Regions from separate parts of the Homo sapiens genome. Here region 2 is linked to region 1. The links are chromatin loops, found by intact Hi-C in ENCODE. Cell type or tissue: B cell. All regions are shown on one strand.

What was found. Hi-C counts contacts between places; a loop is a spot of excess contacts. Peaks named below come from ENCODE experiments on the same cell type or tissue, not always from the same donor. Only the 100,000 strongest peaks of a DNase experiment are listed, where the experiment ranks them.
Region 2: it touches region 1 in a loop (15-fold over the local background); 7 of 110 quality-filtered maps call a loop at or near these places.

Annotation. Positions count from the first base shown.
Region 1 is chr3:142,585,580-142,588,079 of GRCh38, forward strand. No RefSeq gene overlaps it. Among named protein-coding and RNA genes, the nearest start is that of ATR, 8.1 kb to the left of the region's middle. In B cell, CTCF peaks have their summits at 1,409 (motif pointing right) and 1,608; a DNase peak (open chromatin) is centred at 1,432.
Region 2 is chr3:143,763,696-143,766,195 of GRCh38, forward strand. All of the region lies in intron 4 of SLC9A9 (solute carrier family 9 member A9), which reads right to left. Among named protein-coding and RNA genes, the nearest start is that of SLC9A9, 84 kb to the right of the region's middle. In B cell, a CTCF peak has its summit at 1,394; no DNase peak of the experiment used is centred here.

The DNA of each region.
Region 1 (2,500 bases):
TACAGGCACACAATGTGTAATAATCACATCAGGGTAAATGGGGTATCCATCACCTCAAGCATTTATCTTTTGTGTTACAAACAATCCAATTATATTCATTTAAAAATGTACAATAAATGTTTGACTGTAGTCACCCTGTTCTGCAATCAAATGCTAGATCTTTTTTCTTTTTTGAGACAAGGTCTCATCTGTTGTCCAGGCTGGACTACAGTGGCCTGATCTTGGTGTACTGCAGCCTTGGGCTTCCAGGCTGAAGTGATTTTCCCACCTCAGCCTCCTGAGTAGCTGAGACTACAAGTGCACACCACCTCAGCTGGCTAATTTTGGTGTTTTTTGTAGAGACGGGGGTTTTGCCATGTTGCCTAGGCTGGTGTTGAACTCCTGGGCTCAAGTGATCGGCCTGCTTCAGTCTCCTGAAGTGCTAGGATTACAGGCTCAAATACTTATTCTATCTAACTATATTTTGTACCCATTAACCATCCCTACCGCACACCCGTCACCCCCCCACTACCCTTCCCAGCCTCTGGTAACCATCATTTTACTCTGTATCTCCATGAGTTCAATTGTTTTTATTTTTAGCTCCCACAAATAAGTGAGAACATGTGAAGTTTGTCTTTCTGTGCCTGGCTTAATTCACTTAACATAATGACCTCCAGTTTCATCCATGTGGTTGCAAATAACAGGATCTCATTCTTTTTTATGGCTGAATACTACTCCGTTGTGTACATGTATCACATTTTCTTTATCCATTCATCTGTTGATGAACACTTAGGTTGCTTCTAAATCTTGGTTATTGTGAATAGTGCTGCAATAAACATGGGAGTGCAGTTATCTCTTTGATAAACCAATTTCCTTTCTTTTGGGTATATACTTAGCAGTGGGATTGCTGGATCATATGGTAGTTCTAGTTTTAGTTTTTTGAGGCACCTCCACACTGTTCTCCATAGTGGTTGTACTAATTGACATTCTCACCAACAGTGTACAAGGGTTCCCTTTTCTCCACATCCTTGCCAGCATTTGTTATCCAACTTTTTAAAAATTATTATTCAGTAGTACTCTTGAAATTTTAAAAATTTGTATCCTAATATGTGCACATTTTTATTAACCATATATAGTTCTACATCCTAATGTACATGAATTTCATGATAATGTAAATTTGAACATAATACAACTACTAATTGATTCCTGCATTCCTGTCAGCCCTCTTTTTATCATTTGGGGAGTAGGAGTTTGGAGGAGAGGGTGAGGCAGGAAGCAGAGTGGTTGGTGTGGATAGGTCCCAGTGTCCCTGGTATTTCCTAAGCCCAGTGTCACAGATCAAGTTGCCAAAGGGGCATCAGTCAGTGTTCTGGAATTCCAGTCAGCCATGTGTATAGAATTGTCCCCATTCATGATTAAACTAGAGTGGAAAATGACCACCAGGTGGTACTACAACCCAGTTGAGACTAAGATAGACTTGGTTCTCAGCCAGATGCCCAAACTCCTGGTTGGTTAGCTATGCAAGTTCCAACATAATGCAACAGTTTTACAAGTTCCTTTCTACATCCGAATGAACTTCAGTGGACACCTCTTGGTACACACACATTCAATAATATGCATTTTTAACAAGCTTCTAGATGATGCTGATGTTGTTTGGAGTTGTTCTACACAGCAGTCAGAGCAACCTTCTTAAAACCCAAAGACCACGACATTTCTCTTCTTTAATAGCTTGGCTATGTATGGAATATTGTCAGACATAGATAAAGGGTAAAAGGGGGCACATGTCTGTTAGTTTTCTTTGGGTAAAGCCTCAAATAATAGACAACATAACCACAAGCCAATATTCTGAAATTTAATAGTGCAGAATAGCCAAACTGCACCAATACACTTGTCCCATTTAGTGGAAACACTGCAAAAACCCATTACAAAAAAAAAGCCATCATAAAGTAACAAAATATTTAAGAAACTTAAAAGTAAGCCATTTGGCTTCCTATCCCTGTGGCAGTTTCACATCTACTAAGACTGTATTATAGAACTAACTAACACTCCACTGTATTTGGAGACAATTCAGAAATAAGGACATGGACTAATTCTTTATGTCTCCAAGAGATTTCTATTTCAGTAATGAATTATTGTCATTTTCATTGCTAGGTCCTGAGTATGACCCTAAGATTATGTAAAATATATCGGAATAGTATGATTATTTGTATTTGCGATTACTATTTTTACTTTTCTGAAAATACTTTCACCTGCTATTATCCTCCAAGTAGCTCTGTAAATAAAATGCAGAGAGGTTTCAGAGTTCTCAAAATTGAGCATGCATCAGAATCACCTGGAGAAATTCTGATTCAATCGGTCTGAAAGGAAACTCAGTAATTCGCATTTTTAACAAGCTGCTAGATGCTACTGCTGCTGGTCCACTGCCCACACTTTGAGTTAGCACTGTTTTAGGGTAGTGGTTCTTAACTTTGGCTACACATTGAATTTATGTGGATGAGAAGATTTTTAAAAAGTATCTGGG
Region 2 (2,500 bases), 1.2 Mb after region 1:
AGCAAAATAAAATGTTTGATTTTTTTTTTTTTCACATTTCTTTTTGTCATAAACCATGGAATATGGCTCAGGATCTCCATCTAGTGGAATCTTTAAGGTGAGAACTCTGTTGTAAAATCTCTTAGTCCTGGAAAGTTGGGGATAGGGCCATTAAATAAGACAAATAATTTTTTTTCTACACACATGCATTTATTGAGAGTCTAATATGATAAGTGTGTGTTGCTTCTTTTTAACTAGGAGAATCCATATTTCCTGGGTTACCATTAATAGGTCAGTCTCTACTAAGGTCTCCAAACCATGAAAGACCATCACATGTCATTTTGTTTACAGGGATAACTGGGTTCTTCCTTCTTCTCTTTCCCAAGCTTATATTATAGAATTTCACTTCTTTTTTAAAAAATCCACTCTGACAGGGTAAGGAAAGGGAAAGGAAAAACCTCAGGAAAAGCCATTTTTCTTCTAGTTGTTAATTCTCATCAAGAGTCTGATGGAGAAAGTTGTTGAGGTATATAACATACAATGTGAGCTCTCTCAGTTATGTCAAAGAGTCATAATAAGTCATGCTGTCTATGTCATGCCCCCACCCATCTGCTTCTCAGGGTGAACATACCCTATTTCTGTGCAGCAGACTGGAGAAATTTCAATGATAGCGTATCACTTTCCAGATAGAACACTTCTAATTCTTTCCGTCCTTGGAATGTAATATATGCAATTCAACTTATATTCCCACAAGCAGTGCCAACTGCTGCCCTCAGAGTAACTTTTGGAAAACTATTAGATGCACAGTCACCACCTCATGTGGCCACCCCAGTGATCTAGAAAGGCTAAGAATTCCTTCCCTGAATTTTGTATCTTTTCTTCATTATGTCTGGGTTTGTTTGTTGGTTTTGAGGCAGGGTCTTGCTCTGTTGCCCAGGCTACAGTGCAGTGGTGTGATAATGGCTCATTGTAGCTTTGAACTCAAGTGATTCTCCTATTCAGCCTTCCAAATAACTGGGACTACATCATGCACTACCATACCCAACTATTTTATTTATTTATTTATTTATCTATCTATCTTTTGTAAAGATCGGGTCTCACTATGTAGACCAGACTGGTTTCTAACTCCTGGCCTCAAGAGATCCTCCCACTGTGGCCTTCCAAAATGCTGGGATTATAGGTGCGAGCCACCAGGCCTGGCCATGTCTGGTATTTTGTTTCATGTGTATGAGTCCATCACCAATTAAACCAGGAAACATTTTTCTTTCTTCCTTCCTTCCTTTTTGTTTCTCTTTCTTTCCTTCCTTCCTTCCTTCCTTCCTTCCTTTCTTTCTTTCTCTCTTTCTCTTTCTTTCTCTCTTTCTCTTTCTTTTTCTTTCTTTCTTTCCCTCTTTTTCTCTCTTTCTTTTTCTTTCTCTCTTTCTTTCTTTCCCTCTTTTTCTTTCTTTCTCTCTTTCTTTCTTTTTCTTTCTTTCTCTCTTTCTTTCTTTCCTCCCTCCCTCAGGCCCACCCTTCCTCCCTTTCTCTCTCTCTTTCTTTCTCTCTTTCTTGACAGGGTTTCCCTACGTTGCCCAGGCTGGTCTTGAACTCCTGGGCTCAAGGGATTCTCCTGCCTTGGCCTCCCAAAGTGCTAGGATTACAGGCATGAGCCACTGCACCTGGCCAAGATTCCTATTTTCTAACTTCTTGGGTTCAGATCGTATGAGTGTCACACTGTCGATATGCTACTAGAAAAGATGGGGACCATTTCGAGTGCAGTAGGGATCTCTTGTTATATTTATGCTGCTCAATAGGCTGTTTATTCATTCACTATATGTGGTAAATTAATGTTTATTAAATTGAATTAAATAACACATAATTTATATACTAGTTGTTCTTTATTGCAAAAGAAAGCATCAATTGTCAGATGGTGCTAAAGACTGCTCTCTGTGACAAATATAAATTCGTGATTGTTGATATAAGTGACCAAAATAATCTATGCCTCAAAATCACCTGGGCCCTGTACAGTCAAATTCAATATTACTTTCATTCATAATTAAGTTTTTATTCAGGATATATGGTGAAATGATTGCATTAACAGCCCCACTTCCTCACCCTTCCATCCTTTTGCCATGTACCTTTGCAGTGTCCTCTCTGACTGTAGCCTCAGGCATGTAGCCTGCTTTGTCCAATAGGATGTTAGCAGACTTGGCTTAAGCAGAAGCCTAAAAAAGCCTTGTAAATTTTTGCTGTTTCTGTCACATCTCAGCCAAAACCATGAAAACACATCTGTCCAGGCAAACCTGCTAGAAGATGAGAGGCATGTGGCCCAGTCACTTATGTCATACCAGGCAAATATTAGGCACATGAATGAGACCAACTGATACAAGAAGAATCACCCAGCAGAGCAAAGCCTAAAGCCCTGACCTGCGGACTCTTGAGCTGTTATTGTCTTAAGCTACTGAGTTCTGTGGCAGTATGTCAAGAAGCATTATTGAGGCAATAGATACCTGATAGATGATGCATGCTAAGTTCTGGAATA